2 separate regions of the Homo sapiens genome follow, and region 2 is linked to region 1. A link is an interaction called in ENCODE POLR2A ChIA-PET data of the cell type or tissue named here. Cell type or tissue: OCI-LY7. All regions are shown on one strand. Each heading gives the region's core, and the rest is flanking DNA. Links, peaks and the distances in the headings are about the cores only.

Region 1 (8,080 bases), core at 1,571-6,570:
CAACCATTGTGGATGACAGTGTGGCAATTCCTCAAGGATCTAGAACCAGAAATACCATTTGGCCCAGCAATCCCATTACTGGGTATATACCCAAAGGGTTATAAATCATTCCACTATAAAGACATACACACACATATATTTATTGCAGCACTATTCACAATGCAAAGACTTGGAACCAACCCAAATGCCCATCAATGATAGGCTGGATAAAGAAAATGTGGCACATACACACCATGGAGTACTACGCAGCCATAAAAAAGGATGAGAGAGTCACTGACAACAGCCATTGAGTAGGTGAGAACACGAACAGGAAAGAGAGAAGAGCTGAACACGTTTCTTTTCTCAGAATCCTCCCTTTCAAATGAGGCTGAATTTTGTGATTTTAAAAATTTAAGACCTTATGATTTCTGCAAGCGGGCAGGAAAGTCATGAGACTTGCTGGAATTTTCATCTTTGTGGCAGGGGAAAAAGCTAACCCCACTGAGTTAGTTTTAAGAGAATAGTTATGTTTTGATTATATTTTACAAGTCACACTAGTTCAATGCAATAAATATACAGATTTTCTGCTACACAGTTGGTGGAAACCTTTCAGAACCTGCGGGTACATGTCTTAAGAGGAAAAGAGCATTGCAAGCTCAAATTTTTAAAATAAAAAATTTTACAATTCCTATATTAGTTTCATTCACCAATCACTACACTAAGTCCCGAAGCAAATAAAATGTATATATTCAAAATTTATGAAGGAAATAAATTAAAAATTTGAATGACAAAAAATTCAGTCTTTTGGCCAGGTGCGGTGGCTCATGCCTATAATCCCAGCACTTTGGGAGGCTGAGGCAGGCGGATCACTTGAGGTCAGGAGTTTGAGACCAGCCTGGCCAACATTGTGAAACCCCATCTCTACTAAAAATACAAAAATTCGCTGGGCATGGTGACGCACACCTGTAATCCCAGCTACTCTGGAGGCTGAGGCTGGAGACTCGCTTGAACCCGGAGGCAGAGGTTGCAGTGAGCCGAGATCACGCCACCGCATTCCAGCCTGGGTGACAGAGTGAGACTCCATCTCAAAAAAAAAATTCAGTCTTTCTAAGACAGGGAAATATGCAGTGTACTTTCAGTAGAATGATTATCAAACCACAAAGGACTTAAAAAACAACAACAACCCTTTAGCCATGGTTATTAAGATGAAATAATTACTGAAATTCTTATTTAAATTTCCTATATCAGCTATCCTTCTAGATATGAGGCATCCAAGTGAAGAATTTCAATTTTAAAGGAATTATTATTATTGTTATTATTATTTTTAGAGACACGGTCTTCCTTTATCACCCAGGCTGGACTGCAGTGGTGCTATCATAGCTTACTATAACCTCAAACTCCTGGGCTCAAGTGATCCTCCTGCTGTAGCCTCCACAGTAGCTGAGACTACAGGCGTGTGCCACCATGTCTGGCTATTTAAAAACATTTTTTTTATAGAGATGGGGTCTTGCTATGTTGCCCAGGCTAGTCTCAAACTCCTGGCCTGAAGTGATCCTCTTGCTTTGGCCTCCCAAAGTGCTGGGATTCAAGGCATGAGTCACCATGCCTGGCTAGGAATTTTTATTTGTTTTTTGAGATAGGGTCTCACTCTGTTGCCTAGGCTGGAGTACAGTGGCGGGATCTCTGCTCACTGCAGCCTCCACCTCTCTGGCTCAAGCAATCCTTCCACTTCAGCCCCCCAAGCAGCTGGGACTACTGGCAGGCACCACCACACCCAGATAATTTTTGTATTTTTTGTAGAGATGGGATTTCGCCATGTTGCCCAGGCTGGTCTTGAACTCCTGAGCTCTAGTGATCCACCCGCCTTGACCTCCCAGAGTGCTAGAATTATATTTTTCTGAAATTATTTTAATAATCCCATAAATTATAAATTATAATCTCTTCAGAAATCATGTGAATCAATTAAGAAGGAATATGACCCTAAGATAAGGTTTAAGAGTAAAAATAGTAGTTAGAATTAAGTTCAGTTGCAAGTGAGTAAAACTAAAAATAGCAAATAATGGATTAAACACACAAGGTTTCATTCTCTATAAGTTTGGAAATTGGCATTTTAGGTGGGATTTCAGGTGGGATGGAGGTTCCACAAAGTCATCATGGACATAAACTCCTTCTGGTTGGTCACTACACCATACCTAGGGTGGTCCTCATCCTCCGGCTGAAGATGGTTGCTAGATTCAACCATCACATCTATGTTCCAGGTAGTAGGAGGGAAGAAAGGGAAAAGAAGAGGCCAGTCTCTCTCTTTGAAGAAAATTTCACAGTTACTTTTCTCATTTGCCAGAATATTGGCTGCAAAGGAAGACAGGAATTATAGTCTTTTATCTGTGTATAGTTTAATATTGGATAAATTTGGGGTTCTTTTACTAAGATGGAAGGAGAAAATGGATGATGAGGCAAGCAGCTAGGAGTCTCTGGCATACACACTTAAATATATTTCTTTTAATAAGATGGTTAGGTCTGACATTAATTACTAATAAGTTTGAATTATTGGTAAAGATATTTAATTGTACTGTAGATTCAGTGTTCTTTAAATGCTTGCTTTCTCTATGTAGAGAACACTTCTGTCACTTGCAACCAAAGAAAGACTAACTCATGGTCAGTAATCAGGGATTTGTTCTATTATTTAAGCTCTCTGTTTCACTAAGAGAAGCATCTCAGCAAATTCTAACACAAATTTGTAAATATATTCATTCAATCATTCATACAATAAACATACTGAATGCCTAGGTACTAGGAAAAAAAAACCCATAATTTTTGAATTCAAAGTGTTCAGTCTGGTAGAAAAAGATGGTGATAAAAAATTTTAAATGTATGAAAGTGTTATAGGTGCAGTAAAAATATATGTATCTGGTGTTGTGGGGTACAGTAGAGCAAGATATCAATTCTACAAAAATGAGATTAAAGGGTATGCATCCAAAGTAAGGCATACATTGATGGTGGAATTCAATTAAAAATGATTACATAATTTAAAATACATCAAAAGGTACAGAGAATAACACAATGGCTATCAATTTATGCACCATCTGCCTATGAAACAAGATATTTTGAATATAATTACAAGATACAATTCTGATTTTCATATGCAGTTTGAAATTATTAGCAGTTTGAAATTATTAGTAATGATGTATGTAGGTGTGTCAAAAACTAAAAATCTTCCACGAAGAGGTTGTTATTGTCACCGTCACCAAATCAGAGAATTAAATAGTAAGAATTTTCCTGAAATTGAAAGTGTTAGACAAAGTTTTAGGAATATTTTAATATATTCTAAAGCAATGGCATTTGTCATTTTATAATTCTCATTTACTTTTGTATTAGAGAGTCTCTTAGAATTAGACATAATCTTTTTTCAAATTTGCAGCTTATTTTTTATGTGGCAAAGGGAAAAGGACTAAAAAAATGTCTTGGAGGGAGGGGTAGGGTGTGGTGGAGAGGGCGTGAACTTCCCTTGACTCAGAAGAGGAAAGTGGTAATTTTCCTCCCTTTACCATGAAAGTATTTGTAATTTTTGAAGTAGCTTTTTCTACAAAACATATGTATTTAAGGAATATTTCTTATATATTCAAAACCTGCAATTTAGTAGGCCTATGGTAAGTACTTCAAAGGAACTTGGAGTTTACTGCCAAAGCTCTGTTTGGAAACGCTTGTGCAGGGAAAGCATCAGGAAGGAAGATACCACATCTGTAGAAAAGCAGCCTCCCTCTTTGTATAGTTTCTTTACATTATTAAAAAATTAACATAATTCAGACTAATATGGCTAGCTGGGCTGACAAGGAAAGACTCCCTACCTTTACAAAAATATACAAATGTGGGATAATAACTTTAAAAATTGAAAAAATGTATTTTGTCAAGCTTGAAAGCAAGAAAGGGAAATCAGCTAGGTATGGTGGCTGCAATCCTAGCACTTTGGGAGGCTGAGGCAGAAGGCTCACTTGAGCCCAGAAGTTTAAGACCAGCCTGGGCAACATAGAGATGTCCCATTTCTATCAAAAATAAAAAAAAAAAATCCAGGCATGGCAGCGTTCACCTGAGGTCCCAGCTACTCGGGAGGCTGAGGTGAAAGGATCACTTGAGCCCAGGGGATTGAAGCTGCAGTGAGCTGTGATCATGCCACTTCCACTGTGGCCTGGGCGACACAGTAAAACCCTGTCTCAAAGAAATTTTTTTTTTAGCCATCGAAACAACAACAATAACAAAAAAAAAAAAAAAGAAAGAAAGAAAAAAGAAAAGGAAATCACTAGCTTTTAGAAAAAGGAAAACAAAAAACCAGAGCATTACAGGAAGCTGAAGTCAAGTATATACTGAAGCCCAGTGGCTCACATGAGTACTGGAACTTGATACATGTTGTGAGACTCAAAGACTTAGAAGGAATAGATTATTGACAAGTGCAAAAACATGGATGAATCCTGAAATGATTATACTGAGTAAAAAAAGCAACACAAAAAAAGAATACATACTATATGATTCCATTTATAGAAAATTCTAGAAAATGCAAACAAATCTCTAGCAACATCAGTGAGTGCCTGAGGACATGGAGGGGTATGAGTCAGAGTAGGAGGGAGAGATTACAAAGGGGCATGATGGATATGTTTACTCTTGATTGTGGTGATGGTTTCACAGTTGCGTACATATGTCAAAACTTGTCAAATTGTACACTTTAAATATGAATAGCTTATTGTATGTCTGTTATATCTCATGAAGATGTTAAAAAGGACAAACAAAATCAACATCCAAGCAAGTTCAACAGATCCTTCTTCTCACTTATATGTATGCAATTTATTTGCTGAAGAAACTTGGTGGTATGTCCTATAGAGTTTCCCACATTCTGGATTTTATTGATTGCAAAAAGGAATCCTTATCTTTTTTTTTTTTGAGACAGGTATTGCTTTGTCACCCCCTTATGGCTCACTGCAGCCTTGACCTCCCAGGTTCAAGCGGTCTTCCTACCTCAACCTCCCAAGTAGCTGGGACCACAGGTGCGTGCCATCACCCCTGGCTAATTTTTAAATTTTTTGTAGAGATGGGGTCTAGCTATGTTTCCCAGGCTGGTCTCAAACTCCTGGGCTCAAGCAATCCTCCTGCCTCGGTCTCCCAAAACGCTGGGATTACAGGCCTGAGCCACCATGCCTGGTCAAGAATTCTTATCTTTTAGAGCTTTATATGATGAAGTATTTATGGGTGATATCCATGTGAGGGGTGGGGAAGGAGATTGGCCACATATTGATAATTGTTCAAGCTGAATGACTGACTCATGAAGGCTCATTATACTCTTCTCTCTACTTTTTATGTGCTTAAACATTTTTTATAAGAAAAAGTTGAAACAAGTCCTGGGGCCTATCTTAGAGGTACTGAATTTCTTGGGGGTTGAGCATAGAGATATGCATTTTTATAAACTCCCAAGGTGATTTTGTTATACACTACAGAGGATCACTGCCCCACATAAAAGAAAAGGACTCCTATGGTGAGATGAATTTCAGACACCTACCATAATGTATGGGAAAAACCATTTTTGGTAGGTGTCCTTTACATTAAGTATCAAATTCTAAAAGTAGTAGAGGCTGGGCATGGTGGCTCATGCCTGTAATCTCAGCACTTTGGGAGGCCACGGTGGGCAGATCACTTGAGGTCAGGAGTTTGAGACCAGCCTGGCCAACACGGTGAAACCCCGTCTGTACTAAAAATACAAAAATTAGCCAGGTGTGGTGGTGGGCACCTATAATCCCAGCTACTTGGGAGGCTGAGGCAGGAGAGTCACTTGAACCCGGGAGGTGGAGGTTGCAGTGAGCCAAGATCGCACCACTGCACTCCAGCCTGGGTGACAGAGTGAGACCCTGTCTCAAAAAATAAAAAATATAAAAAATAAAAGAAATAAAAGTAGTAGGCTAGCTATTCTTCCTCAAGAGACATTTAGGGCCAGGCGCAGTGGCTCATGCCTTTAATCCCTCCCAGCACTTTGGGAGGCTGAGGCGGGTGGATCACCTGAGGTCAGGAGTTCGAGACCAGACTGGCCAATGTGGCGAAACGCTGTCTCTACTAAAAAAATACAAAAATTAGCTGGGCATGGTGGTGCGTGCCTGTAATCCCAGCTACTCCGGAGGCTAAGGCAGGGGAATTGCTTGAACCCGGGAGGCGGAGGTTGCAGTCAGCCGAGATTGCGCCACTGCACTCCAGCCTGGGCAGCAAGAGTGAAACTCTGTCTCAAAAAAATAAAATAAAACAGGCATTTAGATCTCTGCCTGCCTCTTCTACTGCTGAGGAAATTTTCTGCTCCCTATATACATATTTTATTGTGTTCTTAGTCTTAAATGGGCGATTGCAACACAGGTTTGGTTTATCATATAAGCTCATTATGACTTGTCCAGATTACTCTGAATTTCAGCCCTACATAAAACCGTGAAATAAAAAAGGTTTTCTTCTGTATCTCCAGTTTTACCTGTTACATCTTTCGCTCTCTCGGTGATTTCTCCCTTCCTCCAGTAGCCAGTGCCTCTTTTCCAAATCTTCCTGTTAGTAAAAAAAAAAAAGACTAAAAAATCATGTGATAAACTCATTTATATAAGATTAGTGATTCGAGTCATGAAGTGCTCTTCTTGGGCAAAGTTGATTTAAATAGGGCACAGGATTTAAGTCAAAGTGAAAAAAAAAAAAAGTGTAACGATGGGCTTTCAGGCATCAGGTAGCCCAGTCAGGGAAGGATTTTTTGGTGTGGTCAAATTCCTTTCAAGACCCTGTAAAATCTTGCCAGACAGCTTGTTACCTTTCTATCATTGGAAACGTATCCTTGGAAGAGTCATATAATGCAACTAAAGTTATTTGTTCCATAGTATGCATGGAAAGATTTAGCTTTATCTGTAAGAAATACAAAGCCAAACTCGAACCTTCTTAAAAAGCTGTCAAAATCAGGCCGGGCACGGTGGTTCACGCCTGTAATCCTAGCACTTTGGGAGGCCGAGGCGGGTGGATCACCTGAGGTCAGGAGTTTGAGACCAGCTCGGCCAATATGGTGAAACCCCATCTCTACTAAAAATACAAAAATTAGCTGGGCGTGGTGGTGGGCACCTGTAATCCCAGCTTCTCAGGAGGCTGAGACAGGACAATCGCTTGAACCCGGGAGGCAGGGGTTGTAGTGAACCGAGATTGCGCCACTGCACTCCAGTCTGGGCAACAGAGTGAGACTGTTTAAAAAAAAAAAAAAAAGCTGTGAAAATTTATTGTCTCAGAGGAAGGGGTAGGCTTCAAGCTGGGTTTGAGTGCTTCCATCATGTGTCAGCTTCATCCTCAGGCTGGCTTCCTCATGGTAGCAAAGTGGCTGCAGTAACTATTGGACTCACATCTACCCATCACACTAGCCAGAGTAAGAAAAAGAGCACTTTTCATTTCCCAACAAACACAAGATATGGCCTTCCATGTGACTGGCACCAATTTAGACTCATGTCAGTGCCTATCAGTGAATACTGACAGGTCAAGTGAGAATGGGATTAGGCTGATTATCACAATCACTGTCCACACCTGGAGCGGGAGATGGGCCTAATCAGATCCTTGGCTGTCTTGCAATTGCAGAGGGGTGGAAATATATTCTGGGGAATCAATCAATATAATGCTCACTATAAAATCAATATGATATTCTGTACCATTAGATACCAGTTTAAACTCTTACATTATTGTTCAATGTTTAACTTGTTTCTAATTTTTTTTTTCTTTTTTGTGGAGACAGGGTATTGTTATGTTGCCCAGGCTAATCTTGAACTTCTGGGCTCAAGCAATTCTGCCTTGGCCTCTCAAAGTGCTGGGATTACAGGCATGAACCACTGCACCTGGTCTGTTTCCAATTTTTGATATTACATTTTAAACTAGGAGTTGCAGACATAAATGAGAGAAACAACACTGTAAGATACAATAGAGAATGTAGAGACTTTGGCAAAAGAGAGAATGCATGTCCTGCAGCTGATCGTTATCATGTAATAATGTAAGCTCACTGTTACCAAATCTTCCACTTTTTAAAGAGAAGCCCAAAATGCATGTATAATCTTCTGGTTTTTAACTT
Region 2 (5,000 bases), core at 1-5,000, 780 kb before region 1:
GTGCAGGGCAATACAATACCCCTACTTATAGGGTTAGGAATAACCACTGCTACAGGAACTGGAATAGCCAGTTTATGTACCTCATTATCCTACTACCACATACTCTCATAGGATTTCTCAGTTTGCAAGAGATAACAAGATCTATCCTTACTCTGCAATCCCAAATAGACTCTTTGGCAGCAGTGACTCTCCAAAACCGCTGAGGCCTAGACCTCCTCACTTTCAAACTCTTAAACCAACCTCTGGAGTTGGGCAACATGGCTTCTCCCCTTTCTAGGTCCTGTGACAGCCATCTTGCTATTACTCGCCTTCGGATCCTGTATTTTTAGCCTCCTTGTCAAATTTGTTTCCTCCAGAATCAAGGCCATCAAGCTACAGATGGTCTTATAAATGGAACCCCAAATGAGCTCAACTCACAACTTCTACCAAGGACCCCTGGACTGACCCACTGACCCTTTGACTGGCCTAGAGAGTTCCCCTCTGGAGGATGCTACAACTGCAAGGCCCCCTCTTTGCCCCTATCCAGCAGGAAGTAGCTAGAGCAGTCATCACCCAATTCCCAACAGCAGTTGGGGTGTCCTGTTTAGAGAGGGGATTGAGAGGTGAAGCCAGCTGGATTTCCTGGGTCAAGTGGGGACTTCAGGAACTTTTCTGTCTTACAAGAGGATTGTAAAATGCATCAATCAGCACTCTGTAGCTAGCATTGTAAAACTCACCAATCAGCACTCTGTAGCTAGCAAGGGGATTGTAAAATGCACCAATCAGCACTCTGTAAAATGCACCAATCAGTGCTCTGTAAAATGCACCAATCAGCACTCTGTAAAATGCACCAATCAGCCGGATCCTAAAAGTAGCCAATCGCAGGGAGGACTGAAAAAAGGGCACTCTGATAGGACAAAAATAGAACATGCGAGGGGACAAATAAGGGAATAAAAGCTGGCCACCCCCAGCCAGCAGCAGCAACACACTCAGGTCCCCTTCCACACTGTGGAAGCTTTGTTCTTTCGCTCTTCACAATAAACTTTACTACCACTCACTCTTTGGGTCCGTGCCATCTTTAAGAGCTGTAACACTCACCGCAAAGGTCCATGGTTCCATTCTTAAAGTCAGTGAGACCACTAACCCACTGGCAGGAACGAACTCCAGACACAAGATGATGGAAGCCAACCCTCTCTGTGCTTGGTCCCTCTGGCTTTCTGTTTCTCCTACATGTTACTCCTCCCTCAATGAGTGCTTTCCTATGACCATGGTTCTCAACACTGGCTATGCAAAAGAACCTTCTAGGGATGTTTTATGAATACCCATGCATGTGCCCTAAGCCTATACATATTGAAAAGTCTTTTCTCAATAGCAAAGACTTGGAACCAACCCAAATGCCCATCAATGATAGAATGGATAAAGAAAATGTGGCACTATGGAATACTATGCAGCCATAAAAAAGGAGGAGTTCGTGTCCTTTGCAGGGACATGGATGAAGCTGGAAACTATCATTCTCAGCAAAGTAATACAGGAACAGAAAACCAAACACCACATGTCCCCACCCAAAGGTGGGAGTTGAACAATGAGAACACATGGACACAGGGAGGGGAACATCACACACCAGAGCCTGTTAGGGGGTGGGGGTCTAGGGGATGGATACCATTAGTGAGAGGTGAAGCCAGCTGGGCTTCTGGGTTGGGTGGGGACTCAGAGAACTTCTCTGTCTAGCTAAAGAATTGTAAACACACCAATCAGTGCTCTGTGTCTAGCTAAAGGTTTGTAAATGCACCAATCAGTGTTCTATGTCTAACTAAATGTTTGTAAATGCACCAATCAGCACTCTGTAAAACAGACCAATCAGCACTCTGTAAAATGGACCAATCGGCAGGACATGGGTGGGGTGAAATAAGGGAATAAAAGCTGGCCTCCTGAGCCAGCAGCTGCAACCAGCTCAGGTCCCCTTCCACACTGTGGAAGCTTTGTTCTTTCGCTCTTCAAAATAAATCTTGCTTCTGCTCAATCTTTGGGTCCACACTACCTTTATGAGCTGCAACACTCACTGCAAAGGTCTGTGGCTTCATTCCTGAAGTCAGTGAGACCACAAACCCAGAGGGAGGAACAAACAACTCCGGACGCACCACTTTTAAGAGCTGTAACACTGCGAGGATCTGCGGCTTCACTCCTTAAGTCAAGCTAGACCATGAACCCATCAGAAGGAAGAAACTCTGGACACATCTGAACATCTGAAGGAACAAACTCCAGACACACCATCTTTAAAAACTGTAACACTCACTGTGAGCGTCTGTGGCTTCATTCTTGAAGTCAGCAAGACCAAGAACCCACCGGAAGGAACCAATTCCAGACACATTTTGGCAACCACAAATGTACAATCACCAAGCGGTGAGTACCATTGGACCCCTTTCACTTGCTATTCTGTCCTATTTTTCCTTAGAATTTCGGGGCTAAATACCGGGCACCTGTTGGCCAGTTAAAAGGGACTAGCATGGCCACTGGACTAAAAACACGAGCGTCAGGCTTTCTGGAAAAGGGCTCTCTAACAACCCCCGAGCCAGATTGCACTTTCCCTATACTTCTGCGCTGAGCCAAGGGTCGACAGAGAGGAAGGCCATTCAGCTCTGGGGTCCCGACAACAAGTTGGATGACCCTGCGGCCATGAGTGGAACTCTCAAAGTCACGACGCCCAAGCGAGACTAGCCCATCTATCCTATCGATCCTGACCCTTGCGTCCTGGGTCCTAATGCTTGTCAGACAAACTTCCTCTTGCCTCTCTTCTCTGAGGATAGTCCCACTTCTAAAAACCACTCTCTGTCTCTGGTGCTTTTCTAGTTTCTCCTACAAGAATGATTTCTCTCCAGGACTCTATTCCCTTCTTTAGGCACCTGGGCTCACTAACCAGAAAGACACAATTTTTGCCCAAAGCCCTGCCAGGGTGGGGCACTATCTTATCTGGAATTTTAGGATCCCTCCTCAGACTCGCAGGCCTAACCTCAGAAATGGTATCTTTCCTATTCATATAAGTGAGGACAAAAGGCTTCACTCTTCCAACTCTGAAGATCCCTCCCCTCCCTCAGGGTACGGCCCTCCACTTAATTTTGGGGGCATAACATCTTTATAGGACATGGTTAAAGTCCCAATACTAACAGCAGAATGCTTATGACTCTAACAGATTTTCGAGAATGTGTCAGTAAGGGCCTCTAAATCCAATTTTTCTTGGTCCTCTTTGTGGTCTAGGAGGACAGGCAAGGGTGCAGGTTTTCGAGAATGCATCAGTAAGGGCGACTAAATCCGACCTTCCTCGGTCCTCCTTGTGGTCTAGGAGGAAAACTAGTGTTTCTGCTGCTGTGTCAGTGAGTGCAACTATTCTGATCAGCAGGGTCCAGGGACCGTTGCGGGTTCTTCGGCAAGAGGTGTTTCTGCTACTGCATCAGTGAGCACAACTATTCTGATCAGCAGGGTCCAGGGACCATTGCAGGTTCTTGGGCAAGAGGTGTTTCTGCTGCTGCATCCGGGAGCACAACTATTCTGAACAGCAGGGTCCAGGGACCGTTGTGGGTCCTTGGGCAGGGGGAGAAACAAACAAACCAAAACCACGGGCGGTTTGTCTTTCAGATGGGAAACACTCAGGCATCAACAGGCTCACCCCTGAAATGTATTCTAAGCCATTGGGACCAATTTGACTCACAAACCCTGAAAAAGAGGTGGCTCATTTTTTTCTGCACTATGGCGTGGCCCCAATATTCTCTCTCTGATGGGGAAAAATGGCCACCTGAGGGAAGTATAAATTACAATACTATCCTGCAGCTTGATCTTTTCTGTAAGAGGGAAAGCAAATGGAGTGAAATAGCTTATGTCCAAGCTTTCTTTTCATCGAGGGAGAATACACAACTATGCAAAGCTTGCAATTTACATCCCACAGGAGGACCTCTCAGCTTACCCCCATATCCCAGCCTCCCTATAGCTCCCCTTCCTATTAATGATAAGCCTCCGCTAATCTCCCCCGCCCATAAGGAAATAAGCAAAGAAATACCCAAGGGACCACAAGAACCCCCCTCCCCCCCCACCACAGGCTATCATTTTTGTCTCCTTCAAGCTGTAGGGGGAGGGGAATTTGGCCCATCCCGAGTACATGTCCCCTTCTCCCTCTCTGATTTAAAGCAGATCAAGGCAGACCTGGCGAAGCTTTCAGATGATCCTGATAGATATACAGATGTCCTACAGGGTCTAGGGCAAACCTTCAATCTCACTTGGAGAGATGTCATGCTATTGTTAGATCAAACCCTGGCCTTTAATGAAAAGAATGCGGCTTTAGCTGCAGCCTGAGAGTTTGGAGATATCTGGTATCTTAGTCAAGTAAATGATACAATGACAGCCAAAGAAAGGGACAAATTCCCTACCAGTCAGAAAGCCGTCCCCAGTATGGATCCCCACTGGGACCTCAACTCAAATCATGGGGACTGGAGTCTTAAACATCTGCTGACTTGTGTTCTAGAAGGACTAAGGAGAATTAGGAAATAGCCCAGGTACATGTCCCCTTCTCCCTCTCTGATTTAAAGCAGATCAAGCAGATCATTGAATTATTCAATGATGTCCACCATAACTCAGGGAAAGGAAGAAGATCCTTCTGCCTCCCTCAAGTGGCTACAGAAGGCCTTAAGAAAATATACTCCCCTGTCGCCTGACTCCCTTGAGGGTCAATTGATCCTAAAAGATAAGTTTATTACCCAATCAGCCACAGATATCAGGAGAAAGCTCCAAAAGCGAGCCCTGGGCCCTGAACAAACTCTGGAGGCGTTATTAAACCTGGCAACCTCAGTGTTCTGTAATAGGGACCAAGAAGAACAGGCCCAAAAGGAAAAGTGAGATCAGAGAAAGGCCGCAGCCTTAGTCATGGCCCTCAGATAAACAAACCTTGGTGGTTCAGAGAGGACAGAAAATGGAGCAGGCCAATCACCCAGTAGGGCTTGTTATCAGTGTGGTTTACAAGGACACTTTAAAACAGA

What was found. Peaks named below come from ENCODE experiments on the same cell type or tissue, not always from the same donor. Only the 100,000 strongest peaks of a DNase experiment are listed, where the experiment ranks them.
Region 2: POLR2A ChIA-PET joins it to region 1 with 32 read pairs; 2 of 35 experiments call an interaction of 5 or more read pairs at or near these places.

The regions. Positions count from the first base shown.
Region 1 is chr1:174,149,158-174,157,237 of GRCh38, forward strand. RABGAP1L-DT (RABGAP1L divergent transcript) reads right to left here. Exons shown (of 4, transcript NR_121197.1): 3 at 6,470-6,540. Among named protein-coding and RNA genes, the nearest start is that of RABGAP1L-DT, 6.1 kb to the right of the region's middle. RefSeq lists an enhancer at 4,599-4,708. In OCI-LY7, for the core only: no CTCF peak of the experiment used is centred there; a DNase peak (open chromatin) is centred at 4,344.
Region 2 is chr1:173,374,827-173,379,826 of GRCh38, forward strand. The region is part of intron 2 of LOC100506023 (a long non-coding RNA gene); the gene reads right to left. It also overlaps a transcript of TNFSF4 not described here. Among named protein-coding and RNA genes, the nearest start is that of PRDX6-AS1, 84 kb to the right of the region's middle. In OCI-LY7, for the core only: no CTCF peak of the experiment used is centred there; no DNase peak of the experiment used is centred there.